Linked DNA regions of Homo sapiens: all the other regions are linked to region 3. Evidence: chromatin loops called from intact Hi-C (ENCODE). Cell type or tissue: endothelial cell of umbilical vein. All regions are shown on one strand. Each heading gives the region's core, and the rest is flanking DNA. Links, peaks and the distances in the headings are about the cores only. Region 1 overlaps ACTR3B (actin related protein 3B). Region 2 holds the start of KMT2C (lysine methyltransferase 2C). Region 3 overlaps KMT2C (lysine methyltransferase 2C). Region 4 has its middle 31 kb from the start of XRCC2. Region 5 overlaps NUB1 (negative regulator of ubiquitin like proteins 1).

The links. A loop is a pair of places that touch in the nucleus more often than their neighbours do. Peaks named below come from ENCODE experiments on the same cell type or tissue, not always from the same donor. Only the 100,000 strongest peaks of a DNase experiment are listed, where the experiment ranks them.
Region 1: it touches region 3 in a loop (29-fold over the local background); 3 of 110 quality-filtered maps call a loop at or near these places.
Region 2: a loop joins it to region 3, with 3 times the contacts of the local background. A loop is called at or near these places in 2 of 110 quality-filtered maps.
Region 4: it touches region 3 in a loop (8-fold over the local background); 8 of 110 quality-filtered maps call a loop at or near these places.
Region 5: it touches region 3 in a loop (7-fold over the local background); 2 of 110 quality-filtered maps call a loop at or near these places.

What each region holds. Positions count from the first base shown.
Region 1 is chr7:152,820,944-152,827,203 of GRCh38, reverse strand. ACTR3B (actin related protein 3B) reads right to left here. Exons shown (of 12, transcript NM_020445.6): 8 at 3,689-3,862; 9 at 2,082-2,174. Among named protein-coding and RNA genes, the nearest start is that of ACTR3B, 64 kb to the right of the region's middle. In endothelial cell of umbilical vein, for the core only: CTCF peaks have their summits at 3,437 and 3,638; no DNase peak of the experiment used is centred there.
Region 2 is chr7:152,433,425-152,439,684 of GRCh38, reverse strand. It overlaps KMT2C (lysine methyltransferase 2C), which reads left to right and starts at 3,682. Exons shown (of 59, transcript NM_170606.3): 1 at 3,682-4,059. The coding sequence starts at 3,899. It also overlaps the pseudogene FABP5P3. RefSeq lists silencers at 2,666-3,005, 3,046-3,335, 3,426-3,475, 3,856-3,915 and enhancers at 4,396-4,625, 4,666-4,715, 5,186-5,255, 5,566-5,615. In endothelial cell of umbilical vein, for the core only: no CTCF peak of the experiment used is centred there; DNase peaks (open chromatin) are centred at 2,904 and 4,864; H3K4me3 peaks cover 2,858 bases; H3K27ac peaks cover 2,545 bases.
Region 3 is chr7:152,142,933-152,149,192 of GRCh38, reverse strand. KMT2C (lysine methyltransferase 2C) reads left to right here. Exons shown (of 59, transcript NM_170606.3): 52 at 41-1,160; 53 at 2,458-2,594; 54 at 3,898-4,040; 55 at 4,312-4,480. Among named protein-coding and RNA genes, the nearest start is that of GALNT11, 120 kb to the right of the region's middle. In endothelial cell of umbilical vein, for the core only: a CTCF peak has its summit at 3,012 (motif pointing right); a DNase peak (open chromatin) is centred at 3,262; H3K27ac peaks cover 793 bases.
Region 4 is chr7:152,703,711-152,709,970 of GRCh38, reverse strand. No RefSeq gene overlaps it. Among named protein-coding and RNA genes, the nearest start is that of XRCC2, 31 kb to the right of the region's middle. RefSeq lists an enhancer at 2,899-2,978 and a silencer at 3,271-3,447. In endothelial cell of umbilical vein, for the core only: a CTCF peak has its summit at 2,839 (motif pointing right); a DNase peak (open chromatin) is centred at 2,850.
Region 5 is chr7:151,364,590-151,370,849 of GRCh38, reverse strand. It overlaps NUB1 (negative regulator of ubiquitin like proteins 1), which reads right to left. Exons shown (of 15, transcript NM_001243351.2): 9 at 3,725-3,911; 10 at 2,882-2,989; 11 at 1,963-2,115. It also overlaps a transcript of WDR86 not described here. Among named protein-coding and RNA genes, the nearest start is that of NUB1, 26 kb to the right of the region's middle. In endothelial cell of umbilical vein, for the core only: a CTCF peak has its summit at 2,547 (motif pointing left); a DNase peak (open chromatin) is centred at 2,549.

The sequences.
Region 1 (6,260 bases), core at 1,196-5,195, 680 kb before region 3:
AGAAATGATTATCCTAGTGACAAAGTGGTCAGGGACAGGGTTTCCCTCTTTGAAGAATAATCTTGCCGGCTATGGTGGCATGTTCCTGTAGCTACTTGGGAGACTGAAGCAGGAGGATCGCTTGAGCCCGAGAGGTCGAGGCTGCAGTGAGCTGTGATCACGCCACTGCACTCCAGCACGGGCAACAAAAAGAAGAATCCTCTTCCCTCCGCATTTTACATAATTTTCAGTGTGATACAGTGGGAAAAGCATGAGTTTTCAAAGATGCGGGAAACGGGCTTAAAAGCCAACCGTGCCACTTGGCAGCCACATGATCTCACCTAGCACATAACCCAGGCGCCTTTCGCCACCTTTTCCCAACTCTGGGGCTCAGTGTCATTATCTACTAAATAAGGGGCTCCATCTACATGGTCTCCAAGACCATCTCTGCTCCAAAACTTCTATAAAGTCCAGGGAGCTAAACTGTCAAACAAGAAAATTCCCACCCCGTGAGGAGCAATCTGTAACTGCTGGCAGTTTCCTCTGCTTTATGATGGGATTAAGATTGAACAGTGTTCCCTGCTGCTGCTTTCACTGATGAGGAGACACAGCTAATGTCAGGTGGGATTGAAGTGGGAAGGACATGACCCGCTAGCTTTCTTCATTTGCATACTCCAGTCTCTTTCTAGTTCCCCTTTCTTTGTACTTTGTATTAGACAAGTGTTTAAGAATATGCAGCAAAAACTGAACTGTAATTTGTTTACACCCTCAAAAGTTATCTAAACAGAAAAAAATTTTAATTATAAAAAAATCTTAACAGTAAAATTTCAAACAACTTTAAAACACAAAATGGAGAAAGTAAAAGTTATCCATCATTCCACCCCAAAGATATTTTATTTACTTTAAGAGTTTAGCATACATAATTCAAAAAATACGCAAACTATATATTTTATATAAAATGAAATATATGTAAATTTTACAAGTTCCTTTTTCACTTAATATATACTATAGCTATCTTTTCATCTGAATTTATATTGATTTACCTCATTCTTTTAAAAAGCTACATAGTATTCCACGGCACAGGTGACGCAATGCTGAGTGCTGTCAGTTGAGCCTGATTCTCTTCTCTGTACAATTCAGCGACCTGAGTCTGAGTAAGGCGAGTGAGTCATGCCACTGAGCTGACGGCGCGACTCACTCAAGCAAAGACTGATTAAAGGTGCAGGAAGGCTAATTGCCCATCACCTCCTGCTCACCATCTCGGGCTGTCAGTAGGATTTCTTTTTACTCAATAATCATATAGACTAGATTTTCCTCATTCCAGGTTTCAAAATTCCCTGAAATCTAAGAATTTTGAAAAAAATCATAATAATACATGAGCATATTCTATCTGACTGTCCCATTTTGGGCTCTAACTTCTATGTGATGACACCACATTGGCACCAAACCCAAATATGCATGAAACGAAACCAATGGAATTCACGGAAAGCATGGGGGAGGGCACCGCTCTTACTTTCCATCGATATTTGTGGCTAAAACTGTCCACCTTAAAATATATCTTGTCAGATAATAATAAAATATATTTACAATACTGAAATACTTCCAGTTGGCCGGGCATGGTGGCTCATGTCTGTAATCCCAGCACTTTGGGAGGCCAAGGCGGGTGGATTGCCTGAGCTCAGGAGTTCGAGACCAGCCTGGGCAACATGGTGAAACACCGTCTCTACTGAAATACAAAAAAAAAAATTCGCTGGGTGTGGTGGCGTGCACCTGTAGTCCCAGCTACTCAGGAGGCTGAGGCAGGAGAATTGCTTGAACCCAGGAGGTGGAGGTTATAGTGAGCTGAGATCGCACCACTGCACTCCAGCCCGGGTGACAGAGCAAGAGTCCGTCTCCAAAATAAAATAAAATAAAATAAAAATTCTAGTTAACTGAGTCATATTTCCATTTTCTCTTACAATTATATTGTCTTTAACAAATCCTATGAAACAGAAGGTGAAACAGGGATATTTACTAGTAATAGACAGTAATACCGTCTTCTAAGAATTATGGGCCTTTAATTGTGGAATGAAATCAAAGTACCTTACCCAGGCAGCTCATACCTTATACAGCGGGCGCCGCACATCGATGGGGCAGTTCTGTATTACTTCATCAACAACATCTGAGATGGACTCCATAAAGTCTGGGTTGGCAAACTGAATTGTGTATCAATATAAAAGAAACATTACACATTTCTCTCAAATAGAACAACATGCACACTTCTTTAAAGTAACTTTAACAAATATACAATTTATTATAACTTAAAAGAATTCACATTGGAATGAAGGATATGTCAAATGAATCCCATGTGACTACAAGTGCGTGGAGCGGTGATGACACATTTCTCCTCATGAGGTAAAATGTATGGATTTAGTGAAGAAAAAATACCAACAACATCACAGACAGACCACCCCCACCCCATGAATACACAGTGATTCAGTCTACTAAGAGCAGTGGAGAGTATGTGCACGATCTATGTGACACGCAGTGAGAAACATGACTTTGACATATCATTTGACAATATTCGTATTATGAGAAAATTAGTATATAAGGAAAAAGAAATAGGTTCAATGAAAGATTAATTAAACCTGGTCTAGAAGATGCAGGGAAGTGTTTTGTTTAATGAGAAGGGTTTGTTTAACATGAAACAATCCACATGATAATCATGTTATTGAATAAACAGCCATAGATTCAATTCCATAAGTTAAATAAGCTAAAGTATAACAAATTCAACTCAATTACATTTCATTTGAAATATTTTAAAAAATCAAAGTAAGCTTGAATGTGCACTCTCAGAGGAAGGAGGAGGATATTCAGTTGCTCACCAGCTGTTCACTGGACATTTGACTGTTCTATGTCCATTTCAAATCAACATATTAAAAGTGAGCATTCACTAGATTATCATTATTATTTTATTATTCAGATTACTAGCGAGGAACACATTCTATGCTGTTTCTCTGTACAAAATAGTCATATACACATCTAAAAACAAACAGCAGTTTGTAACCCACCTACTGAATATAAACTGAATTAGCCAGGAATATATACCAAAATATAAATAAAATGCATTATATGTAAATCTTAAAATGTGCCTCTTAATTACTGCTTTCTGCAAAAGCACTAATAATTCCTTATGACTACTAGTTAAAATGATGACATTTCTAATTCTTAAGATTATCTAAATAATAGAAATGCTGGCCTTAGACAGAAGCTTTACCTAACTTGCAGCAGGGAATAGAGCAGGACCAACTGTCCAGGGTTAAAATTAGAAGTTAGGAAGGGCAATCACCAAAGATAGAAAGGTTACATATTATCCCACTCTTATGCACAGGCAACCTCCATATAGGCCTTGAGAGTAGCTACTTGTAATGCTGGCATGTGACCACCCACAACCCTTGGAGATTACTTTTAATTCTATTGTCATCTATTGCTCCTAAAAGTCTTCCTATTTGTGGTATAACCCATCCTTAACTATTAAAACAGATAACCAGCTCTACGGAGAGGCAAACTGAACAATCTGTCAAGCAGACAAACTGCACAGGGGATGCAGAGAGACCGAATGACGGCCACCCTGCTCACAGGCCCTTCGCTGGGAACTGCTCTTTCTACACTCTGGGTGGCAGTATCGCTCCATCCCACACTTGAGCACACAAAAAAGGAAACATCTCACCTCCGGGTGAAAGAATATTTCAGGTCCCAGGAATCTTTCGTAACCAACGTCTATAACAAACTTCTTCTGGTTGATCGCATTGATACCCGTGTACTGTTTGATCCACTTCCGGGGATCCACATCATACTTGGCAAATTCCTTGACTATATCGGGGCAAATGTAACAGTATTTCTCCTGCATACACACACAAAGATGTTGCCAGGCATTAACAACTGCCCAGTGTCTCTGCCCTCAGACAAATAACCAGGAAGCCCATGAGCAAACACACCCTGGGATCAGAACCGCCCCCACCGTAACTCTAGTGTGGATATGCATCAAGCCTCACATTCCATCGTCTTTCATGTTAGACATGGTTACACTTGGACTTCGGACAGGTAAGTCTGCTTTCTCTGCAACTCAGCTATTAATCTCAGCCTTGGTCTATCCAATTCTATCGCTATCATATCTGAAATGATGTCTACAGGTGTCTAGAAAGCACCTCGTCTTGCCTTGTTCCTCTCAGATGCCTCCTATGGCCTGCTCTGGCACCTCACTGTGGTCCACACTGGACCAGCGGACCCGTGCTGCAAGCTCAACTACCGAGTGCGGCACTGTCTACACCCTAAACCTGACTGCAGCGGCTTCTTTGGGTCCCATTTGGGTCCCAGCACGCCACAAGCCGGGTGGCCACTGTCAACCTGCTGGTTGTTAATCTGGTGTGGAGCTGGCCACAGCACTGTCATCAGCTCCACTGACACCATCTCTTTGCCTAGAGACAGTGTACCTTGTTGACTGGGTATTCTAAGTCCCTCAATCAACACAGATTTATTGTCTAGGCACTTGGGATACACAAGGTAGCGAAACACACAGATCCCTGCCAAGATTACACTCTAGCTGGGAGTCAGAAAACAATAAGCAACCATAATAAGTAAATGACATGGTAGGTTATAAAGTGATAGGTCCCGGGGAAGAAAGGAAAAGCAGAGTCAGGTGGGAGGACTGAAGCCGCCAGGATGCTGCTGCTGCTGCGAGAGAAGTCGCTAACGATTCCCGCCCTGCACCGACAGGCAGCCTGAGGGATGCGAAGTGTTTCCTGGGTATCTGGTAAGATGAATGTTCTTGGACACCTTTGTGTTGATATGTGTCCTTAGAGCTGGCCTCCGCATAGCAGCAGGTGACCCCCAGATACTTGCTGCCTACGGGAAGCACGAGGTGGGCCGCCCAGCTGGCGCTGAGCACACCGTGGAAGGAATGGCTCTCTCAAGGACCTCCAAAGACGCTCTCGTGGTATTAAGTTTAAAGTTTCTTAGCATCCCTGAAACATATTCTAATGCCATCTTCTGGGTATCTTGGATATACTCTAGCGGAATTTTAAGAAGACTGACAGGCAAGAAGTGCTACACAACCCTGTGTTCTTTGATGACACAGAGAAACAGGGTCAGCTGATTACAACCTCAAATCTACCAAGACTGGAGACAAAGGCATTCAGTTCTCCTCACAGGCCTGGTCAACATCCTACAGCATCTCAGCTTACTTAACTCAAATGCTTGCTAGGAAATGTTTCCATTGAGTTGGGTGCAGAGTAACAGGCTTAACCTTAAGGTTCAGGATTCATGCTGCAAGGGTGGTGTGCTCACGTTACACACTCCCTCAGGCCTGTTCACAACCACAGAAGGCCATGGCAGTAAGGGGAAGCGGGGGGAGCTCTAAACCACGCCTTTCAGGATCTGTTCCTTCAAAGAGAGAAGTGAGGTGAGAACTAACAGGGCTACCCCACACAGCAGGGCCAGGGCAGCTGACTCGGAGGCTATGAACAGTCTCTTTTACTCCCAGCCTTCACAGGGGGGAGACACACAGTCACATCGAGCACATCAGCCCAGATTTCAGGGTCCAAATTGGAACCCCAACAGCCCGTGTGGAGAGTTGAAGGCCCAGCATGAGGGTCAGGAAAGCCCCTCCGTGGCAGTGTTGCTCAGCAATCCTGGCGGAAATAGGGAGGACTCAGACTCACTGGAGTGGACCCTGGGCGTCAATAACAAAAGGCTCAATTCTTTTTTTTTTTTTCTTTTTTGAAATAGAGACGAGATCTCGCTATATCACCTGGGCTAGTTTCGAACCCTGGCCTCAAGCAATGCTCCAGCCTCAGCCTCCCAAAGCCCTAGGATTATAGATGTGAGCCACTATGAAGGGGCTCAATTCTGACTTACATTTCTAACAGATTTGGAGTGGCAAGGGAGCTTGGATCAAATAGTCAAATATTCTTCCATGGAGGAAAGGCAAAGAAAGGAGAAGGTGACCCCTTAGGAAATATTTTAGTCTAAAAAAGAATATCTAATGATACCTCAGGAAACCTTCCCCTGAGATGGAAGGGACCACGTCTTCCCCACATCACCATTTCAGCGCTGAGAGCCCCCTTCCCAGGAATCTCTGGTCCCAGGTAAAGCAGGGCAGGTCATACCCAACTGCAGAGCCTGCCTCATGCCAGTGCCTCCTGACCTAAAAACACCTCGGGAATCATCTCTGGTGCTTCCTTTCCTTCAGCCAGCCTCAGTTACGAGGTGCTGAGAAGGGAGGAAGGCAGTGAGGAGAAGTG
Region 2 (6,260 bases), core at 1,380-5,379, 290 kb before region 3:
CCCAAGTAGCTGGGACTACAAGCATGTGCCACCAGGCCTGGTTAATTTTTTTTTCTTTTTTTTTTTTTTGAGACGGAGTCTCACTCCGTCACCCAGGCTGGAGTGCAGTGGCGCGATCTCAGCTCACTGCAAGCTCCGTCTCCCGGGTACACGCCATTCTCCTGCCTCAGCCTCCCGAGTAGCTGGGACTACAGGTGCCTGCCAGCACGCCCGGCTAATTTTTTGCTTTTTTAGTAGAGACAGGGTTTCACCTTGTTAGCCAGAATGGTCTCGATCTCCTGACCTCATGATCCGCCTGCCTTGGCCTCCCAAAGTGCTGGGATTACAGGTGTGAGCCACCGCGCCCAGCCAGGCCTGGTTAATTTTCTTTGGTATTTTTTTGTAGAGACGGAGGTCTCACTATGTTGCCCAGGCTGGTCTCGAACTCCTGAGCTCAAGTGATCCACCCGCCTTGGCCTTCCAAAGTGCTAGGATTACAGGCATGAGCCACAGTGCCCAGCCTACAGTGCAACTTTAATAATAACAATATGAACACAAAAATTCTAAGATCTAAAATTTAAGCTTTCAGTGGTCCTTCTATAACAGTGAAAGTTTGGTTCCTAAAAAGCCCTGAGGAATTTATGGGAAAACAAGAGAGACAACATTTAGTAGTGAACCTGTGCATTCTAAATAAAGACAATCACATGTTATAGGCCTTCAATTAGTAAGAATGAATATTGGACTATGAATTTTTATTCACTGTCACTTGTTTGCTAGATGCTTTGAGAATCTTCCTTGCCTATATTTTTCTGAGATGTTGGTTTTTCTTTGTCAAAGATAACAATGCTCATTCCCTCCCCATTAAAAACTACATATATATATATATATATATGATTAGATGATTACTACATGTGCTTTGAAATATTCAAATATTTTAGACAGTAAAAGTCCCTTGTAATTCACCCCTTTGCAGATGATTGGTTAACAGGTTAGTACACATCTACCTAAATTTAAAATCCCATATTTAACATGTATACTTATTAGAAAGTACACATTCTAATATTTTTCTGTTGTATTTGGTACTGTTTCCAGATGCTCCTGCCTTTTTGCTTTCATAATTTTGAAGGACCTCAGCTCCCTGCCTCCTAGATTTTTGCTACTGTGGTCTCAGAGCTGTGTAATTTGGATGACTGAGACGGAAAAACCTCTGGAAAACCTTTATTTATGTTGAATAAGTATTCCTTGAATCCTTCCTCAGCATCCTGGGTTATATTTGATTTGCTCTGTTCATGATAACTTCATGCCAAGGAGACTGCTATCAGCTCTCTTAAAACAGATCCCAACTCCCTGCTCATAGTGGCCAAAGGAATGGAGATTTCAGGCTGAGTTTACTTACCTGCATCATCATCTATCCAGAAGCATCCCTGCACAAACCTCTGTTTCTACCCTTCCATTCACTCGGCTCACTTTTCTGCTCTTAGTACCCTTTGTTTCTTGTGAACTCTCCAGCAGGAGTGACTTGCAATTTGTATCCACTGACACTTAAGTTCTCAGAAGTGCTGGAGAAGCGTATGGAAGTAAATTATCCTGATGTATAATTTTGTACATGTGAAACTCACCGTGGAAGTGCCTATTCTAATTTCAGTACGGAACACAGCTAAATATTTGGATCAATAATCCAGTTTTGAAAGCACACTTTATTTAAAGTACAATGTGCTGAAGAAAATGAAAAAAGAAAGGGTGCTTTCAAATTTGTACTGAGTAAACTTTCACTAGATCACATCATATGTTTATCACTAGTCACATATATGTTGTATTTCTATGTGTAATCGTCAGGCACTTTTAATTTCTAGTTTGCATTTACCATGCCAGCCTCCTCCTCAATCCCAAATTTCCTTTGGTTATAAATTTAGTAAATTTGAAAGAGCCAGCAGGGATTAAACCCTGAAGGTATTCAAATGACTATCTGACGTTATTCCTCATTTCAGCCATTTCAAAAAATTATGCTTTCATTTAGAATAGGCTCTGGGAATCAAAGTGTGTGTATTTTGCCCAAGTAGAAGACACAGTTTAAAGTTAACATCCTAGCTACTAGAAGGGAAAGCAAACATCGCTGGAAAAGGAGCCTATTTTTTTTTACCTTACACTAAAACTACACTGCGAAGATCAAAAGAAATCAACATGAGAGTGTGCCTCTTAACGCTAGGCCCAAAGTAGATGCTTATTAAATGATAGTTTACCCCAATCCTTCACAAATGGTTGATAGGTCTTACTATTTCCCCCCATTCAAATCTAGAATTTTTTCACTCTCATAAACTAATCGATAGTGAATGGAAAGCACAGAATAGATCATCGTCCAAGTGTTAGGTATTAGCCTGAGAAATCCAGAATCCCATATTTGTAACTGTCCTTCTTGAGAAAGTGCATTTTTCAGGCGGATTCTAGCCCCATTTTTCTTTTTACCATTTTTACATATTATGAGAGGTGGCTTAGAAGTACTTCGATTTTTGCCTCTTCATCACAACACACTGAACGTTAAAATCAAGTGGTTGGGTTTTTATTGGCTTATTTTGTCTCTAACCGTTTTATTTCTCGAGCTGTCATCGTTCTTTTCGTCTTACATCCTTATGAACCTTTTCTGGATTAAAAAAAATGACGTTATAATAAGGAAACTAACTGGCGTTGGATTCGAACGAAGTTGACTCCATTCCTTTTCCTCCCCGTAGTGTGGGCGCTACGAGGAAAGACCTCGGCGAGAACCAGCGAAGCCCGGGCTGCCCTCGCCGTGCGGGCGCACATTTGCTCCTCGCGCCGGGCTGCGCCGGGCGACCGCGGCCGCCTCGGCGTGTGTCCGCGGCTCCCTCCCGCCCTCGCCCGCAGTTCCCCGATCCCGATCCCGGATCTCTGGGTCCACAGCTTGGCTACCTCCCGAGCCGGAGCCGGAGCCGGAGCCGGAGTCGCGGCTGGGCCCGGCCGCCGCGTCACAGGGGGAGGGAACCCGGGGGGGAGGGGGAGGGGCGGTGAGGTCAGCGGCGGCGGCGCGTCCGCGGGCGGCGGGAGCGGCGCATGCGCGGAGCGAGGCCCGTGAGTGGCAGCGGCGGCGCGCGGGGGGCGGGCGAGGGGCCGAGTGTGGGGGAGCGGGCGGGGGCCGTCGAGGCGGCGGTGTGTGGGCGCGACGGCTGCGAGTTGGAGAGGTCTGTGGTGCGGGTCGCCCCGGGGGATCCCCGGCGCGGGCCTCGCGCGACGGCCACGGTCGCGCGGCGTGTGTGTGGGGTCCAAGCACACCCGCAAAACTTCCTCCTCCCCTGCTCCGGGAGAGCGAGCGAGCGTGTGTGAGAGAGCGAGTGTGAGGAGCGAGCCGCGGCCCGGCGCCCAGCGCCGCCACTGGAGCAGCTGTCAAAACTTCGCCGCCGCCGCCGCCCGGGCCTGACGGGCCTGACGCGCGGGGGAGGGGCGGCCGGCCGGGGGCGCGACCCCCTCGCCGCCCCCGCCGGGCCCCGCGGCCGGCCCTCCCCGCGCCGGGCCCCTTTCTCCTCCTGCCGCGGGCGGCTCGGGGGAGGGGCCGCGGGCGGAGACCCCGGGGGCCGGCGCCCCTCACGCCGCCCGCCCGCCCGGCTGCCCCGCCCGCCCGCACCCGCCGGCCCCGCCCGCCCCGCACCGCCCGCCCCGCCCGCCGCCCCCCGCCCGGCCCCTGCGCGCGGAGGTGCGCGCGCCCGCGCCGATGTGTGTGAGTGCGTGTCCTGCTCGCTCCATGTTGCCGCCTCTCCCGGTACCTGCTGCTGCTCCCGGGGCTGCGGGAAATGCGAGAGGCTGAGCCGGGGAGGAGGAACCCGAGCAGCAGCGGCGGCGGCGGCGGCCGCGGCGGCGGGAGCCCCCCAGGAGGAGGACCGGGATCCATGTGTCTTTCCTGGTGACTAGGATGTCGTCGGAGGAGGACAAGAGCGTGGAGCAGCCGCAGCCGCCGCCACCACCCCCCGAGGAGCCTGGAGCCCCGGCCCCGAGCCCCGCAGCCGCAGACAAAAGACCTCGGGGCCGGCCTCGCAAAGATGGCGCTTCCCCTTTCCAGAGAGCCAGAAAGAAGTAAGTTGAGTGCGAGGGAGCCAGGCCGGGAGCCAGCGGCGGCGCCGGGCCGGAGCTGTCACCGGGCGCCCGCCCCGCGGCCTCCGCGCCCCGGCGCCCCCCGGCGGGGTGGGGGCGGGGCGGGCCCGCGGGCGGTGGCGGCTCCCGGCCCCGGCCCCGCGCCCCTCGGTAGCCGCCCGCGCCCGGCCTCCCCCGCTCCGCGCCGCCCGCCCGGGCTCCCGCCGGCGCCCGGCTCCGCACACTTTACTTTTCAGTCGGGCCTTTTCACTGGGTCTTCTCCGCGACTCTTCTTTTGGAGAAATTTCTCGTAGCCGCGTCTTGGCCTAGCTGGATCATTGAGAAAACAAGCCCGGAGCGCGCCCAGGTAGTCCCCGGACGGACTCCGGGCGAACCGCCGAGCCGTCGGCGCTCGGGAAACTCTCGGAGCTGTCAAAACGCCCGGGCCAGGTGGTCTCGGGGCGCGGGCTGGGGGCGAGAAGAAAGCGGCCGGGCGAGTGCAGCTTTTGTTTGTCAGCGACTTGCTCCTGGAACTTTTCCTGGTCCCAAACCTGTGTTTTCTTCTTTTGATGATATATTAGGAAGCCATTTGACTTCTTCCTCCCCCCTCCCCCAACACCCAGCACCGCACTCCCGGGCTCCGAAAGCACAAGTCCTGTGGGATCCCCCAGCTTCGGGGAACGGCCTGCCTAAGTTTTGGAGACGTAGCCAGCGTCCCCTCGTAAGGCAGAATACCAAGAGCACTTATTCGGAGAGAGTGCAGATGTAAATGTCGCTTCCCTCGTAAGTCTTAGCTGTAAGGGGCTTGGGAATAGGGTCGCCTGCCTTTGAGCGTACAGTAGGGCTGGACCCCAGCTTATTAGAGGACCAGAAATGTCTTCTTACAGAACGGTTATTTGACGGCTTTGCTTGTAAATTAAGACACCGTTTTAGTGCCAGCGAACTGCTCGGCTTCTGTGGCTCTCGCGTGTGCCGTGGAAGAACTGTGAATGTCTCTCGAAGTTGTAGAATGGCGTGTGTGCTTACTCATTTCGTGAGATGATATTCTCATTGAACTGTCGGGAGTGGAAGGGTGCGCTGGGACGTGAAGGAAGCCAGCACGTTTATGGATAGGCTGTTTCTTTGGTTCGGGTGCATTCACTTAGTAATAGTATTGTTGTTTGGTGATTTGTAGTAAAAATAGTAGCGTGAACTGAGGCATAGCAGAGCTGGGTTGTGGGAACCCATTGAGCTCTTGACTTGAATGTGCTCTTTTCTTGCCCCGCTGTCCTTTTACTATGAAAATGATTCAGGGCCTTCAACTTGCCTCCATATTTTATTGCCAGCTGTTACCTAGCTATGATAATCGTGAGGGAAGCAAGTACAGGATGTGTGTACATTATTACATTAGCTTGTTCGTGATACAAAGTTAGGACTTATTTATTATGCCACTTGCGTTGTAATACAGTGGCAAGTATAAAATGCCCTTATTCTGTATTAACTGAAATTTGTAGAAGGAAGTGGAGGTTTAAGTAATTTTTAGACATGTAAGCCACTTTTTTTTGCATCCTTTAAAGCAACTCAGGACAAGCCATATTGGGGTTTTACCTTGATTGCCTCCCATTTCACTATTTGCAAAGCATTTCTTCATCTCTTACTGAACATTAATTTGCAAGTATTGTTTTAAATTTGCATTTGAATTCTTACTCCAGAAAGATTAGATCTATGTTGTCACACCCCACACCCCATACTCCTGTAAGGGCGTGCTTGTGCACGCGCACACGCGCACACTCACACGCACGCGCACACTCGCACACACCCTACTTTTGAAATGAGCTCATTTGTATTAGTGCAGCTCCTGAGTGCACTGGACGATTAGGGTATTGCCACTTTATTATTTTAATTCTGAATCTCATGAAGAAATAGGCAGCCTTTGGAGAAGATAAAAAATTTCTGCTGAATAACAGTATAATCTAACTATGAAAAATCAAAACTTTTGGAAATATTTAGAACAAATGTAAGTCTGTAGAGAGCTTTTTCTTTTAGATTTGAAAACTAGTACTGCTTTCTTTATAGGAAATTAAAGTCTACTGGTAAATTTGACGGGTCTAAACTTTTTAGAGCGTTTTTTTTGAAATTGTGTCTTTTGAAGGGAATGGAATCTCCAGTTGTTTTTAGCAACATGTAAATGGAAACTAACATATGAATTGGAAAGCAAAGAGGTT
Region 3 (6,260 bases), core at 878-4,877:
GAATTATTTTTCTTTGTCATGGTTTCTTTATGTTGCCCAGGAATCCATTCCTTCATTGCCACAATCACCTATGAGAGAAACGCCTTCCAAAGCATTTCATCAGTACAGCAACAACATCTCCACTTTGGATGTGCACTGTCTCCCCCAGCTCCCAGAGAAAGCTTCTCCCCCTGCCTCACCACCCATCGCCTTCCCTCCTGCTTTTGAAGCAGCCCAAGTCGAGGCCAAGCCAGATGAGCTGAAGGTGACAGTCAAGCTGAAGCCTCGGCTAAGAGCTGTCCATGGTGGGTTTGAAGATTGCAGGCCGCTCAATAAAAAATGGAGAGGAATGAAATGGAAGAAGTGGAGCATTCATATTGTAATCCCTAAGGGGACATTTAAACCACCTTGTGAGGATGAAATAGATGAATTTCTAAAGAAATTGGGCACTTCCCTTAAACCTGATCCTGTGCCCAAAGACTATCGGAAATGTTGCTTTTGTCATGAAGAAGGTGATGGATTGACAGATGGACCAGCAAGGCTACTCAACCTTGACTTGGATCTGTGGGTCCACTTGAACTGCGCTCTGTGGTCCACGGAGGTCTATGAGACTCAGGCTGGTGCCTTAATAAATGTGGAGCTAGCTCTGAGGAGAGGCCTACAAATGAAATGTGTCTTCTGTCACAAGACGGGTGCCACTAGTGGATGCCACAGATTTCGATGCACCAACATTTATCACTTCACTTGCGCCATTAAAGCACAATGCATGTTTTTTAAGGACAAAACTATGCTTTGCCCCATGCACAAACCAAAGGGAATTCATGAGCAAGAATTAAGTTACTTTGCAGTCTTCAGGAGGGTCTATGTTCAGCGTGATGAGGTGCGACAGATTGCTAGCATCGTGCAACGAGGAGAACGGGACCATACCTTTCGCGTGGGTAGCCTCATCTTCCACACAATTGGTCAGCTGCTTCCACAGCAGATGCAAGCATTCCATTCTCCTAAAGCACTCTTCCCTGTGGGCTATGAAGCCAGCCGGCTGTACTGGAGCACTCGCTATGCCAATAGGCGCTGCCGCTACCTGTGCTCCATTGAGGAGAAGGATGGGCGCCCAGTGTTTGTCATCAGGATTGTGGAACAAGGCCATGAAGACCTGGTTCTAAGTGACATCTCACCTAAAGGTAACGTCTGCCGTTCACATGCTGTGCAGTGCTACTTACTCTGATGTCAGGCTAATGAATGTATTTTGTCAATTTTCCATGTTTGTCTCATGTTAGTTTTATATTTTATAATGTGTATTTTTCATTTACAAATGCCAATGTTTGTGTTCTCACACCTTGCTCTCTTTGCTATACAGTTGTCTAAACACTTTCATAATCAATATATCTTTGAACATACGAGTTGGTGAGGTAAATCCGAGAATGATTTGTAGATAAAGGTTGCCTGTCATTTGCATTGGGGACCTCCTTTTTCTTTTTCTTTTTCTTTTTTTTTTTTTTTTTTTTTGAGACGGAGTTTCTCTTTTGTTGCACAGGCTGGACTGCAATGGCGCGATCTCAGTTCCCTGCAACCTCCGCCTCCTGGGTTCAAGTGATTCTCCTGCCTCAGCCTCCCGAGTAGCTGGGATTACAGGCTTGCGCTACCATGCCCGGCTAATTTTTATATTTTTAGTAGTTTTTAATTTTGTATTTTTAGTATTTTAGGGTTTCAGCATGTTGGCCAGGCTGGGCTCAAACTCCTGACCTCAGGTGATCCACCTGCCTCAGCCACCCAAAGTGCTGGGATTACAGGTGTGAGCCACCGTACCTGGCAGGGACCCCCTTTTTCTTAAAGTCAGTTTCTAGAAGGCAGGAATGACATCTAAATCATACTGTATACATTGTCATAAGACAATGTATAGGAACATCAGATATTACGTAAGTTTAGAGATGGAAATTAAACACTTAGTTTGGACCTCCATGGTTAAGTCTAGATTGTCACTTTTGCTTATGTAGAAAGTACACAAACAAAAGTATGTGGAGCTGCTTTCTTAAGTTTAGCACTTAAAAAAAAAAAGTCTGAAAATACTCTAAAGATAATTCCAAAGAAAATATCAATTTAACATTTTAATTTAAATCTGAGGGGAAAGGAACATAGCTATAGACATTACCAATTAGACTAATCATTTTAAAATCTGGTATGTTATATGGCCACTATGAAAGTAAATGAACTGTTTGCATGAATTTCAGTTACATTAAGTTTTTTCACTTTAATGTCCTTAATCTATTATTTTCCCCAAAATTTAGGTCTTTAAAAAAAATTGCTGCCATTTAATAAACAGGTTCATTAGATTATTACCAAACAGATTTATTAGATTATTGCCCAACAGGATTTATTTGGAAATTAGTAAATCCTTGTGAGTGGTTATTCTTCATTTTGCTCTTGTTTTTTATACTGTATCCTATTTCCTATAAAAATTATGTTTTTGTCCCTGTGTAGGTGTCTGGGATAAGATTTTGGAGCCTGTGGCATGTGTGAGAAAAAAGTCTGAAATGCTCCAGCTTTTCCCAGCGTATTTAAAAGGAGAGGATCTGTTTGGCCTGACCGTCTCTGCAGTGGCACGCATAGCGGAATCAGTGAGTGTCTTGGTCAGGCTTTGAGATTGGAATTGCTTTCCTGATTCAGTGTGACCACTTGAACACATGCTGTAACATTTGTGGCACTCTTCAGAAAGTGACTGAGCCTGTGCATTAACCCGTTTCTCTTAGAGGAATAAGGCATTGGTGATTAATCGGGAGAGCTCAGCCGTGTTGGTATTCACCCAGTTGAGGTAGTTAACCAACTTCAGGTTCTCTTCCAGGCTGGAGGCAAGCAGGGGTGAAGGACACCAGGCTTGTCACATCTTCTGGGTGTGCTGGATGGGTGAGGACACTCTCCTCTTCCCTTGCCTTTCTGAAGTTTCTCCCACCTCAGAATGTCAGTGTGCCCATTTCCTGACACTTGGGTATTTATGGCCACTCTCCTGCCCTCTTCCTAGGATGAAGTCACTAGAGGGCAGTAGATCGCAGCAGCACTGATTTCTGTCCTCTCTTGACATTTCTTTGCTTAAAAGATTACAAGCCTGTTTGTCAGTGAGTCTAACTGAACCATATCTACACAATAGTTTTAGAAAATTGTATGATTCTAAGGCATTGTTTTCAAGAATAAAAATATCATTGGTGTGTTTTCTTTGGACAGGCAGAGGAAACCCCAAAAGCCACTGAGTAATGTGCCTAATTGTTTTCTTTGGAATCGCCCTGCCTAAATGATACTTATCTTTTATGACTACAGAGAAATAAATTTCACAAGCAATGTATTCCAGAAAAGACCTTTAACATGTAAATGACTTTGAGTAAAGCTTGAGTTAACACCTATGCTTTATGCTCCCAGGACATGGAGAGCGATAACCTCATCACATCAGAGTCAAATTGAAAGGAGTGAGAAACGATCAAGAAAGAAACCATATAGATGATTTTTTAACTGTTTTTAATTGTAAAATTCCAGACAGAGATATAAAAGTTGGCATTAATACAGGGGAAAGAACTCAATGCGAATCATTACATGCCCTGTGTTTGTGGGTATTGTGTGTTTCAGTCAGGCCCTGAAATCACACAAGCGTGTATATTGGTCAGCCAGTGTTTGTTGCATGGGCTAATCTTTTTCTTCAAGGAGCATTTGGCAGGGTTTACCTAAGTTTGGCTTTGAAACTGAATTTGCATACTCATATTTAAGTAGATCTACCTGCAGGCCAATAGTGTTAACATAAGCTAGAAGACCATTTTATTATCGGGGAAAACGCTGATGAGTTATTTCTGTCGTGGGCCATCCTTTGACCAGCTTGAGATTGTCTGTAGTCTCCATCAGATGGGGTGACTTTGTGTCTGCTTTGCTTCTTTTCAGCTTCCTGGGGTTGAGGCATGTGAAAATTATACCTTCCGATACGGCCGAAATCCTCTCATGGAACTTCCTCTTGCCGTTAACCCCACAGGTTGTGCCCGTTCTGAACCTAAAATGAGTGCCCATGTCAAGAGGTTTGTGTTAAGGTATTTTGTTTTAACTTCACATAGTACAGCCCAGGGTTTCTAGGCGTATTAGTGGTTTCCTGTGCTTGATTTGTCTGCTGCTTACAAACCCTGCTGTCTGGCTGTGTATGTGCCCAACTACATAAGAGAACTCGCCGTGTGTCTCTGCTAGGCAGCTTTCCATGTATGTTTCTGTCAGTAAGAATCTGAATTAACCTGGTTTTGGGCATTACTCAGAGGTATCTTCAGTTTTCCTTGTATTTTTTTCCTGTTGATATGCCATTGTCTGCAGGCCTCACACCTTAAACAGCACCAGCACCTCAAAGTCATTTCAGAGCACAGTCACTGGAGAACTGAACGCACCTTATAGTAAACAGTTTGTTCACTCCAAGTCATCGCAGTACCGGAAGATGAAAACTGAATGGAAATCCAATGTGTATCTGGCACGGTCTCGGATTCAGGTGAAGAAATACTTTGTGTACAGGAAGTGGAGAGACAGGGTGGAGTCTAGCAATCTGAAGCTATTGATGTCCAGTATGTGAAAATGATTTCACATAGCTGCAGGGACAGAAACGTGTTTTCAAAATCGTATCAAATCCTGTCCCTTGGTAACACTAGGGATTTAATATGTAGTCTTGGGACTTGGTGATTGGCTTCCCCAAAGGGAAAGCAGACCAGTGGAATCCACATCTTTGCATCTTGTTGAGAGCTCCTGGGAGGCAGGTAGCATTGTAATTTGCACACACTGGATTTGTGGAGTGCTCAGTAGAGCTGTTTCAAGCACTTGAGAGAAATACAAATGAAAATATTTTCCAAAGGTACACCAATTTTGGAAGTTACCTTATCTTTTGGAAGCTACCGTTTCATGAAATCAGTGCATGTTTTTTGGTAGACTGTGGACTATCTTACAAGTAAGGCCGTGTATAGGCTAAGCATTTAAGTTTACACCTATAGTCCATACTTCCTGAGCTGCAGACCCAAATATCCAAATGCCTGTTCAGCATTTTTCTCCTTGGATGTCTCAGAATGGAATTACAAAGCTCTTACTTTGTCAAACTTGTCCAGCTCCTAAACCCCGCCATCCTACAAGCTCCTTGCTGAGTGATGTTACCGTTTGTGTACATTGGCCTCAGTACTGCCAGATTAAACCTAAAGCATCATCGAGTTCTGTTTTCTCCTAAAAATTCTCTCAGATCCACTCTTAGGTTTACCAGCCCTATCTTGAGCCACATATCACTTGCCTGTACCACTGCAGGCCTGGCTGTCTCCTCCCATCCAGTTCCCTCTCAGCAGCCAGCAAAGTATCTTTACCCTATAAACTGGATCAGCGTTCCTTTGTCTATACTCATTCAGATTCTTGTTCCTTTGTTGGAACCCTTTTACTCCTCACTAGAAGTTTGTAGGATCTTCTCTTTATTGATATTTGGACATTTCACAGAACTACACCTCAGTGGAGGTCTTTTTGTTGATTGCTTTCCTCCCTTGATGAGCCCTTTCAACCTGGAGCATCGTGACCTTCCGTCTGAGAAATGTGTTTTGTATTCATTCTTTTGCAAGTTCTGCCCCTCTGTTTCCTCTGTGTTTGCACTAAAACCCCTGAGATTCAGGATCTCACAGTGTGGACCTGAGACTAGAAGCAGCAGTGTCACCTGGGAGCTTGTTAGGATGTGCAGGTTCGGGGGCCCCAGCCCAGCCTCACTGAATCCAGCTCTGGAGGTGGGGCCTCCTGGATGATTCTCATGCATGTCAGAGAGTAATTTCTGTCTTATATCCTTTCTCCCCTTCTGTTCTTTGTTTCCTTGTCTCTCTGTTCTTTCTGAGACTTCCTCTACTTTATCTGCTAATCTTTCTTGTCTATTTTTAGAGATTAGCTACGAGCCCTTTCTGCTCTTGATCTTGTTTGATATTTTGTTTTTACATTATGAGTGGAGTATCTGTGTTTTCTCTGCTGTTGCCCCTCTCTGTTGAGCCTCTCTCGGATTCTGTGGGTGAATTAGTGCTTTGCCTCTACTCCTTCCAGTTCTAGCTTTCCCCTGCTAAGTCAATTACTTTTCATTTTAAATAGTCCATTCACTCTTATACCCATTCGTGTTCTCGAGGAGTGTGCTTTTACTGTGATTTTAGTGGGTATCTTAACTGTGTTCAACCTGTCACCTTTAACCTGAAGCATTTTTGAGAGCTCTGGTTTCTGTCTCTTTACTTATTTCATCCTGCCACCCTCCCATCTGTCCACCTCCCTGG
Region 4 (6,260 bases), core at 804-4,803, 560 kb before region 3:
AAGTTAGAACAAAAGGCTTTTAAGACTCTTCTCTGCTGAAGCTTTTGGGAAGGTGCTGATTGCCATGGGGAATTAGCAGTCATTTAAGAGGAGTTGATGACATCAGGCTGAGTCACACTAGTCTGTGACACTAGTATGAGGTCATTTTAAACTAATCAAATGGGTGCTAGAGAAAGGTGCCATTTACCATTTATTACCTCAACTACCAACAAAAGGGCTGGATTTAGTTCATGGAAACCAAGAGCTTAATGAATCTGACTAAATAAGGAGGGTGGTGGTAATTGTGTCATTAAGGCCCTAATACTGAGAACCTGTCTACTTCTAAAATTGGCCCTAAGGCAACTTTTCCAAAGGTGATTCTATGGTCATTTAGAAAGCTTTCTGCTTTTTACGGTAGAGCTTTTCTTCTTGCAGTCACTGAAAAGTGGTTTCTGGGTTACTGGGAGTTTGTTCTGGGTCACTGGGAATGTTCATTATTGGTCTGCAAAAGTGTTGGTAATGCCCCTCAAACTGTCTCCCAACGGCAGATGTCTAATCAGCTAGTTCATGTGACTATATACAAAGAAGAAAACCTGAGGCTGATTCTATTGAATGGCTTCTGGAAACCAGTCTCATTTTCTTTTCTTTTCTTTTCTTTTTTTTTTTTTTTCTGAGACAGTTTTGCTCTTGTTGTCCAGGCTGGAATGCAACAGCGTGATCTCGGCTCACTGCAACCTCTGCCTCCTGGGTTCAAGTGATTCTCCTGTCTCAGCTTCCCAAGTAGCTGGGATTACAGGCGCCTGCCACTACGCCCGGCTAATATTTTGTATTTTTAGTAGAGACAGGGTTTCACCATGTTGGCCAGGCTGGTCTCGAACTCCTGACCTCAGGTGATCCGCCCACCTCGGCCTCCCAAAGTGCTGGGATTACAGGCAGTAGCTACCACGCTCGGCCCAGTCTCATTTTCTTACCATGCCATCACATCAGACGAGCACACAAGTGATTATAAGGCGAATCACTTGAGGTCAGGAATTCGAGACCAGCCTGGCCAACATGGTGAAATCCTGTCTCTACCAAAAAATACAAAAATTGGCTGGGCGCGGTGGCACACACCTGTAGTCCCAGCTACTTGGGAGGCTGAAGCAGGAGAAACGCTTGAACCAGGGAGGCGGAGGTTGCAGTGAGCCGAGATCATGCCACTGCACTCCAGCCTGGGCAACAGAGGGAGACTCTGCCTCAAAGAAAAAAAAAAGATAGTGCTGGTATAAACATGGTAACTGGAAAGGAGCCACTAAGTGATGACAAAACAAACCGTGAGGATGCACAGGCCTTGCTATCGTCACTGTGTGGTGACCCTGGCAGGTGCACTTCAACAGAGGACACGCGGCTGGGGTGCAGTGGCTCATGACTTAACCCCAGCACTTTGGGAAACCAAGTGGGGAGGATTGCTTGAGCCCAGAAGTACAAGACCAGCCTGCGTAACATAGTGAGACCCTGTCTCCACAAAAATAAAAAATTAGCCAGGCACGGTGGCGTGCACCTGTAGTCCCAGTTATCTAGGAGGCTGAGGCAAGAGGATTTCTTGAGTCCAGGAGTCAAGGCTGCAGTGAACCATCATTGCGCTATTGCATTCCAGGCTGGGTGACAGAGCCAGACCCTGTATTAAAAATAATAAAAAATAAAAAAATAAAATCAAAAGAGGACACAAACTCCTCTGGAGTTGGGAGGCAAAAGATGGGGCAGATTTCTGTTACCATTGCCAAGACTCTTTTTTCTGGGTAAGGTTTAGGGCATAGCACCAAACCAAAAACATAGACGATGGGCAGGAAATAGGCAGAAGAGAACAGAAGCAAAGGTAGCAAATTCTATTACATCCAAGACCTGCCACATAATTCACAGTTCCCTGTGCAAAATGAAGATGCATGTCCCCTGGTCAGAAAGCATTCAGAATTTCAAGATAGCAACTGAAGTCTTGAACCAAGTGTGGGACTCCTAAGCGTGGGGCCCGTTTGTATGGGTCACATACCCACAACGCCAGCGGAGGTTACGAGAGCCTGTGTCACCTATTGTGCTGTGGCACACACTGGGGAAAACAAGTATCTCATGTTCGCAAACTCAGTAGCAGAGTTCAGTAGGTTTGGCAACTTCTTAGAGTTAAAAAGAAGCTCCAAGAGAAAGAAAATCTCTTTTCTCCTATTTAAAATCCTTTAAATGTAAACTTGTGCCCTAGTGATGTGGTCCTCAGAAATGTTTCTGGGCTCACACGAAGTTTTAAACATTGAGGAAACTGAGCACCTTCATGCGGGGCATGCCTTTACCACTCCCGGGATGTCACGTCCACCTGCCAGGCTCATGAAGGCGTGTGAGTGTGTAGACCTGGTTTGAATCTGGTCACAAAAAGTCAAAAGTTCCTTGCTTGGGATCCATTTTATGATTACACTTTTTTTTTTTTTTTTGAGAGAGTTTCCCTCTTGTTGCCCAGGCTGGAGCGCAATGGCGCGATCTCGGCTCACTGCAACCTCTGCCTCCCAGGTTCAAGTGATTCTCCTTCCTCAGCCTCCCAAGTAACTGGGATTATAGGTGTCCGTCACCACACCCGGCTAATTTTTGTATTTTTAGTAGAGATGGGGTTTCGCTATGTTGGTCAGGCTGGTCTCGAACTCCTGACCTCAGGTGATCCACCCACCTCTGCCTCCAAAGTGCTGGGATTACAGGCGTGAGCCACCACGCCCCACAGTGATTAAACTTTTTAATCCATTGCTTGTGCTGGCCAGTTAATAGATATTCATATATACTGCAAAACCTCCCCTCCAACAAACCACAGCTTCACATCCAAATCCCTCAGGCAGTGTCTACCTTAGACACTAGGAGGCAGCGTTGGCTAGTTGTCTGTTTGCAAGGACACACGTCAAGGAATTTCTTTTTCTCTCTCTCCGTCCCACTTGCTGTGATCCCTTACTGTAAAAAGGTAAAGGGCCATGCTTAATTGTCTATCTCACAACCATTTAAATATATTAACTTTATGGGAGGACTGTAAAAGAAAAATGCAAAGGGACTTTTGACTGCCATGATTAATTTGGTTGCCTAAACCATTCAACCTAAACCCACTGTGTCAAATTCTAGTTTTAAGACCGGATGAAGGAGATTCTAGGGAATGACTGTATAAATACTGAATAAAAGCTCAAATTTTTTTTTCCAGTAAACTTGCAATGCAACGAAGCCCAGGGCACTAGCTTTGCCTAGAAGGGAGGGACATTTCCATTTGATTCCTATGGCCGGAGGCTTAACAGCTTTCTTTTGTTAGCAAAGCAAAGTAGAAGTGATACTGAAAGAAGCTAGTAATAGTCTAGCTTCCACTGCTATCTGCCCGAGCTTCAGCGATTCCACCCCCTCAGGGGCCACACCTCCCTGCAGGTCCCATTTCTGGGAAAAGCCGGCAATCTATGTCTTTTGGAAATACTCCCTGAGCTCCCAAAATGGGTTTGGAAAGAGCTATACATAGCTTTCTATACATTGGTCTCTATCATCTTATAGGATAATAAAGGAGATAATTCATGCACACAAATAACTATATGTAATGTTACATTTAGGGAAATACAATAATTTCACTGTCCTTGCCTTAGGATTTCCATTTAGGTAGGCAGAGATCCCTGTGGACAGGAATAATCTGGTTTCACAAAAGGGTGACACCTGGCCGGTGGCGGTGGCTCACACCTGTCATCCCAGCACTTTGGGAGACTGAGGCAGGCGGATCACCTGAGATCAGGAGTTTGAGACCAGCCTGGCCAATATGGTGAAACCCCATCTCTACTAAAAATACAAAAATTAGCCAGGCATGGTGGCAGGTGCCTGTAATCCCAGCTACTCAGGAGGCTGAGGCAGGAGAATTGCTTGAACCCGGGAGGCAGAGGTTGCAGTGAACCGAGATCATGCCACTGCACTCCAGTCTGGGAGACAAGAACGAAACTCTGCTTAAAAAACAAAAACAAAAACAAAAAACAAAAAAATACCAAGTGTGGTGGCTCACATCTGTAATCCTAGCACTTTTGGAAGCCGAGGTCAGGAGTTTGAGACCAGCCTGGCCAACATGGTGAAACCTTGTCTCTACTAAAAATACAAAATTAGCCGGGTGTGGTGGCTCACGCCTGTAGTCCCAGCTACTCGGGAGGCTGAGACTGGAGAATCGCTTGAAACCCCGAGGCAGAGGCTACAGCGAGCCAAGATTACGCCACTGCACTCCAGCCTGGGCAAGACAGAGCAAGACTCCGTCTCAAAAAAAAAAAAAAGAGTGAGGGGACAGGTGACACCTGAGAGGCTTTTCACTAAGTTCAATTGGCAGCAGGTAAATCTCTAGGAGCTGTGTCTCCAAAGATGAATTGGAGCACATTATAAAATATCTTGAATGCCAGGTTAGAAAATGTGAAGTTTCACATATGCAAATCAAAAGCTAGTTATGGTTTTTAGAAGAGAATCATCTGAGAAGTATCTTGAAAGAAGACCTGGCTGACTGTGTAAGGTAGAATAGATTGAAGGATGTACAAACAAGAAGGAACTTTACAAAAAAGTATACCAGAATTACCTCTGGAATGGGAGAGGCAAGGCTCAGGCTATTTGCATATGAATTTCAACTCTCTCTCAGGGTTGAGTGTCCATGGGCAAGCTGGTTAACCCCTCTGAGCCTGTTTCTCATCTGTAAAACAAGGTTAATAAAGGCATGAACCTCATAGAGTTGATGTGTAGATTACATAGATCATCTCTGTAAAGCACTTAGTACAGTGACTGGCATATAGTAAATGCTCACTAAATAGTTAATGATGATGATGACATTATGAGGAAACTGCAGTTCAAATACATTAAAAACTAAAAGAGGCAAATCTGGGACACAATCCCAAGTCTTCTGATTCAAATACAGTGTTTTTTACCCTTTGCTAGAAATGCAAAATGCTTATTCCTCAGTGCCACAAAGATATAGCACTCGAACATAAATTTAATTTTCTCAGCAAGGCAATTTTTACTTTCTGCAGAAAGGGTGCTTCTTGTAGATGGAACAATGGCAAGAGCACACCTGAACAGGGGAGGGGCAGGAGTTCTTATTCCTGACACAAGTAGCCCCTACTGCTGTGTCATTCCCATATTGGCTAGGGTTGGACCACACAGTCTAAGCTAATTCTGATTGGCTATTTTAAAGAGAACAGGAATACGAGCTGGAGTGGCAGGGTGAGTACTTTGGCAGGAAGGATGGTTAGGAACAGGTAACTAAAGGTGACTTAGGTTAAAGCAGGTGATCAGGGGACCGCTGTGAACTACTGGTTAGGACTGGTGGGAAAGTTGTTTACTGAAACTAGAAGGAAGGGGGCTAAGAGAACCAGGAAGTTAAACTTTAAAATGGAGAATCAAAGAATAAGAGAGCTGAACATACTGACATACTGGTTCTTTGAAGAGAAACTGGGGTTCACCATATGTAACACCCTTGCTCATGCATTTTAAGAAGTTAGGAAATTCCACCTGTCCTGAAATATCTCCTGCAATTTTGTGTCTTGATCTTTATGTCAAAGCACAAATTCTTTGATAAATACAAATCTTGAAGTAGCTACACTTGCATAACTCTGAGGAAGAAAGCCTAATTTATTGATTATTATTATTATTTTGAGATGGAGACTTGCTCTGTTGCTCAGGCTGGAGTGCAGTGGCACGATCTCGGCTCGCTACAACCTCCATCTCCCAGGTTCAAGCGATTCTCCTGACTCAGTCTCCTGAGTATCTGGGATGACAGGCACCCGCCACCATGCCTGGCTAATTTTTGTATATTTAGTAGAGACGGGATTTCACCATGTTGGCCAGGCTGGTCTTGAACTCCCGATCTCAAGTGATCCACCCACCTCGGTCTCCCAAAGTGCTGGGATTACAGGCATGAGCCACTGCACCCAGCAAATTTATTGATTATTATAGTTAGCCAGTTTCAGGTTAATGGAGAGTTTATATAGCTGGGGATTTATATTTTCTTTTCATTTAGTCCATGTATTTTCTTTTCAATTAGTAAATTTGATACTATCTATAAACATGCCATACCATAAAATGTATTGAAACTTTTTTCAATTTAGGTGTACTCTATATATTTTTTAAGTTGGCCAGGTGCAGTGGCTTGTGCTTGTAATCCTAGCACTTTGGGAGGCTGAGGCGAGTGGATCACCTGAGGTCAAGAGTTCGAGATCAGCCTGGCCAACATGGTGAAACCCCATCTCTACCAAAAATACAAAAAATTAGCCAGGTGTGGTGGTGGC
Region 5 (6,260 bases), core at 840-4,839, 780 kb after region 3:
TGCTAATAAAATCTTACTTCATTCTCAGTAAACTATCGCAAGAACAAAAAACCAAACACCGCATATTCTCACTCACAGGTGGGAATTGAACAATGAGAACACGTGGACACAGGAAGGGGGACATCACACTCTGGGGACTGTTGTGGGGTGGGGGGAGGGGGGAGGGATAGCTTTAGGAGATATACCTAATGCTAAATGACGAGTTAATGGGTGCAGCGCACCAGCATGGCACATGTATACATATGTAACTAACCTGCACATTGTGCACATGTACCCTAAAACTTAAAAGTATAATAATAATAAAATAAAATTAAAGGAAAAAATAAATAAAAATAAAAATAATAAATTCTTACTGGTAGTGGAGTAATAGTAAAGCAATAAATCAGTATCAGCAATGTTCATTTTTCTGTTAGTACTGAATTAGACCATGTAAAACTCAAACACACAGAACTCAACTTTTCAGCTGGTCGCAGTGGCTCACACCTGTGATCCCAGCACTTTGGGAGGCCAAGGCGGGAGGATCACTTGAGGTCAGGAGTTCGAGACCAGCCTGGCCAAATTGGTAAAACCCCATCTCTACTAAAAATACAAAAAGTAAAGCTGGGCGTGGTGGTGGGCACCTGTAATTCCAGCTACTTAGAAGGCTAAGGCAGAAGAATCACTTGAACCTGGGAGGCAGAGGTTGCAGTGATCACGCCACTGCACTCCAGCCTGGGTGACAGAGTGAGACTCTGGAATAAAAAAAAAAAAAAGAACTCAGCTTTTCAAAGTCTCTGCCTTTACCTACTCATTGACTTCTATAGCAAGACCCAAAGGACCACGATTGGACTAGGCAAGAGAGAAAGGTAATGACCACAGCTGGTGTTGTAAAAGGAGAAACCCTGTGACTGCTCACCACGGAATGAACCCACGAATCCACTCCCTCTCTGGCATCAGGTAGGCAAACAACCACGGGGCTTTCCTGCTCCCATCCAAATACCCCTGAGGCTGCTTTTTTCCTTCAGGATTATCCTAGTGTTTAGCAAAAAGGGAAACGAGGTAACATACATGTGAAGATTCTAGAGACTTCTATGGCTGGAGTTTACAGCTAGAAAGGACCTGTGAGATAATCTAGTACCAACTTCTTGTTTTGGCAAGAAGAAAAATGGCTCTCCTGCTAATATTCCACCATGACCGCCCTCTAGACCTCAGTTCTTTCACTGCAGAACATATTGGATAGAATAAGGATGCTTCCAACTCCAAAATTCTAAGGTTTTCTTTAATGTACTTAATTGTTTCAAATGATTATAGTTTTTTAACCTGTGCTTTCATAATATAATACAACTTGTTTCTATGATTTGACTTATGTTTCTAGGCAAGGATGCAATCCCCAACTTTAATAATGACCTCATGAAAAAACAATTTTGTTTTTAAAATGACTTCCAGAAATACACTATGGTGTTAAAGAAAGAGAGAGAGGGGACCGTTTGCCACCACAGCAGGAAACAAAACTAAGGAGACTGCAGCATGTGAAAAATGATCCAATTGAAAAAGACAAGTTTCGGCCAGGCGCGGTGGCTCACACCTGTAATCCCAGGACTTTGGGAAACTGAGGTGGGCGCATCACTTGAGGTCAGGAGTTTGAGAACAGCCTGGCCAACATGGTGAAACCCCATCTTTACTAAAAATACAAAAATTAGCCAGGTGTGGTGGCACACACCTGTAATCCCAGCTACTCAGGAGGCTGAGGCACGAGAATTGCTTGAACCCGGGAGGCGGAGCTTGCAGTGAGCCAAGATCGTGCCACTGCACTCCAGCCTGGATGACAAAGTGAGACTCTGTCTCAAGAAAAAAAAAAGGACAAGTTTCTCCTTCCTTCCCAATCTGGAGTAATAAAGAGTTCCTGGTTATTAACACTCCTGTGGGATTATCTTTTTTTGTTCTTTCATACCCAAGAGAGCTAGGGCATGTGAAAGTGGGTACCTCTCTGCGGTTGGTAATATGAGTGGCCGCATGATCCACGTTCCCATCACACGCCCTCAGGCCAAGCCGGGCTTCCTGGGCAGTAAACCCCAACTGCAACAAATTGTCCACTTTTGATGGATCAATATATAGCTCTTTAAAGAGCTGACGTGCCTAGAGACAGGGAAATGTAAGAATCATGTAACCACGGCAATACTTAAAGCTTAATACAAAGTGAAAGCCTAAAAGAAATTAGATTGTATCCAATGTGAATTAAAAGGCATCAGATTTTGGATAAAATCTCTAAACTAGGCCTGTTATTAACAAGTACAAATGGAAACAGACCAACACTACCTCTACTCACATAACTTAGCCACAGCACAACACGAGGTAAGAGGCTGGGTGTTGCAGAAGTGACTGGTAACCACTTTGTTTTTGCAACAAAAGCCCCCGAATTTCAGCTGTGCACGTGGCATTTCTCACCCTCCCTTGCAGCTGGGTGTAGCCAGGTAGTGAAGTCGAAGTCAATGGCATGCAGCCACAGCGCTGGGTGCAGCTGCGGGGTCATCTCTCCAGTGGCCTGCTCTGGACTCTCTCTTGCCCCCTCTGCTGGCTGGAAGAGGCACTGACAGGAGCAACCTAGGACGCCTCGCTGAGGCTGGCGGGCTGCTCACTGCTCCGGCCTGGCTCACCTCTAGACGGCAAGATGAGTGAGCCATAAACTTCTATCCAATTAAAGTCACTGTCTTTTTGAAGTCTCATTACAGCATCTGGCTGTACTCTAACATATACAAATATGTTTCTGGTTCAACATCTCCTGTGCACGGAGAAAGCACAGGCATGTTTCTCACAAGTCACAAACTACTAAGTTAAAATCCTTAACTTCTGGGAATGTTTTTTAAAAGGAGGTGAAAATTGGTTACAACTTTACTTTTCTTACCTTGTTAAGATACTCATAAGCCTCTACATCATTTCCACTGTGATAGTTTCGGATCCCTTGAAGTAAGTAGAGTCTTAGAAACAGTACCTTCTCTTTCCCACAATTTCCCTAAAATTATTGAAGAAAAAAAGGATAAAATTGCCTTATTTCTAATTACAGGTCTATAATACTCATCTCTGTCATTCCCTTGGTCTCCAGAGGGGCAACATGATAGGTATTAAAATGTCCATGGCTTCACTATGACTGACGGCAAAAGTGAAGCCCCCTCTTCCCCATCCCCTGTGGTATGATAACATTCCTCATGCCACACAGGAGAGTCAGTGTCAGGGCACCAGCCTCCAGACATGCAGCACAGTGGCCCTTCTGGTCAGCAGAGAAGTATGCAGAAATCCAAACCAGGTATCAGAGAGTCTGCATCAGCAGGATTTTGATGACTTGGGGAAATCAGAAAAATCCTTACTCGAGCCACAGCTCTTGAGCTGTGACTCATTCACGTAAACCATTACTGCTGAAATGTCTATTTTCTGCATTTACATCTTGCAAATTAGACTCTACCGATATAAAGAAGTCAGCAGCTCTCTCCTGGTCAGGGTGATCACTGATGGGGTTCTATGACTAGCAAACCATGTTCCTTTGGGCTAAATGCTCACACGCTAAGTAAGAGAGACAGCCAGATTTGTAAAACATTGAACACTTTATAAATATATAGTTTAAAAAGACTATACTGCATACTACTATCAAAATGAAATTACCTTCTGGCAGTAGTTCAAATACTTTAACAGGAATAAACACAAATGCTAGAAATGGACTCAACGAGACATAAGATGAATTCCAGGAACATACTTTTATGTGGACCAGTCTCTGATGATTTTCTCCGTAACAATTTTTAAAGCATTTCTGGGCCAAGTTTAATTTTTTTTCTGCATCATCAAGGCATTCCAGCTGTTCCAGGCGGAAGTAACACCACACTATATCCAGCTGGAGGACGGCGTAGTTATCCACTGTGTCCAGCAGCTCTCTGCAACACTCACTGGAAAGAGAAGGACAGTGACATCACTGCCAAGCAGCATTTGAAACATTTTTAGCATTTGAAACCTTTTTGTGAATGACTGGAATTCTTTCCCCGTTCTTGGTATATATTCAAAGGCTGACTGCTCTAAAAGAGAGATCCTAATGTTTAGGAAGGGAGCTGTGTTTATAATCTCATCCTTCTAATGGGGGAAAGAAAGAGAAATCAGAAATCAGGGCTTAGGAATCAAAGCTTACCACCACTTGCCCCAGGACACACATGCAGCCCCTTGATAGGAAGCAGAACCCAGGGCCACTGTTTCAGAGGCCCTCAGCAAATACGGGGAAGACCATGCTTTAAAGCTGTGACTTCCAATCCTGACTGCAAATCAGCATCACCTGGGCCAGAGCAACGTTCTTTCTTTCTTTCTTTCTTTCTTTAAGAATCATTGATCCCACCCAGACCAAACATAACAGAAATTTCTGGGGGTTGGGCCTGGTGGTTATACTGCCAGAGTCTCCCCAGCTGATTCTAGTGTACAGCCAGGGCTGAACACCACTTCTTTAAAGACACCAAAAAAATCCCTACGTACTATGAATGCCTCAGCTGATGACGGCTCTGACAAGGCATTCATGTTCAATCATATTCAAGCTGGGGGAAAAACAATCCAGAAAGCACCAGGCTCTAACGGCCCAGCTGATTTCTGAGGGCCTGTGTGCAGGCAAAATTTGACTCCGTATTCGTGGCAGCAGGCTGAACCCAGGCGCAGCAAAGGGAAGAAAGACAGCAACAGAAGTCAGTGTGCTCCAGGAGGAGCACTGACAAAGACAGCCATCAAGGTGACTAATTTTAAGTTATGATTACATTAAAAATTCCTAATGCCAATCTAGGTCTCAAGTCTTCAATAAGAACATTTGGAACCACACATTGTATATGAACAAGGTTTTCTCTCTTTATGTTCATTGGTGTTCTACTAAAAATAAGAATGCTCTTGTATAAAACTACAAAATCCACATGGCCTCAAGCTTCCTGTCCTGCCTATCAAAATATGCATGGAATAAAAAAAAAAGGACTTTAATTTTGTCATTTACTCTTTAAAACAGTAGTCTCCTAAAGAGGGCCCATGTACACAGTCCAGTTGTGGGTGCGGCAAGAAAAATGTATCACAGCAGTATTTTTATATTTATTTTCATCTCTCTCAACATTTCTAATTTCGTGAATGTTTGAGAACACATACACCATGTTTTACACACGTGTGCACGCAGACACACAGATGTGGAGCTGGGTGAGGGGTGCTTTCTCCAAATCTACGGCTCAGCCTGAGAACCTGCCTTTGAGAGAAACAGCAGCGCTTTGTGGATTGTGGTCTGATCTCACAGTCGTGTTGAGATTTCCTGCCTCTAGGCACATTCTGGTCCCAGTGACAGAAGACTCTCCTGCCACTCGCAGGAAAGCAATGGGCATGTGGCCGAACTTCTCCATCTCCTGCATGTTGCTTTAACAGGCTCGTTCATGTTTTACTAAGCATCAAGAGCGTGGGCAGAAATGGCCTCATGTCAGTTAAAAATAAAATCAATATGCACTTATCTCAAGTTTGACCCAGGAGTGAGTATTTATTTGTGCAGCCAAAAAAAAAAAAAAGAGAGAGAAGAAAACCAACAAAATGAACAAACACACAAAAAACCCAAAGCAGAGGTCTCATATTAGAGGGGTACATGTCATCCTTTTAGTTTTGAGAAATCAACACTTATTATTATATATAAAACTATATTTAAACCTGATCATTTGCTTGGGGCAAAGTGGTTTCTTAAAGCCTGGTATAAATTGCATTTAGAAGGCTGGGTGTGGTGGCTCACACCTGTAATCTCAGCACTTTGGGAGGCCGAGGCAGGAAAATCACTTGAACCCAAGAGTTTGAGACCAGCCTGAACAACATAGAGACTCTGTCTCTAAAGAAAAAAAAAAAATTATAAAAATAAAAAATTTCATTTAGAGTGTACTTTTATTAACATTGCTTTGGTTTACAATTTTAGTAGCATTAATATTCAACACTGTTACATTTTCATGCTGACGATATTAAAATAAACGTAAAATATTTATTTAAATAAAATCTACTGAGCCTAGCTTTCAAAAAATTAAATCCTGGCCAGGCACAGTGGCTCACGCTTGTAATCCCAGCACTTTGGGAGGCCGAGGCGGGCAGATCACCTGAGGTCAGAGGGTCAAGACCAGCCTGGCCAACATGGTGAAACCCCATTTCTACAAAAATTAGCGGGGCATGATGGCGGGTGCCTGTAATCCCAGCTACTCGGGAGGCTGAGGTGGGAGAATTGCTTGAACCCAGGAGGCGGAGGTTGCAGTGAGCCGAGA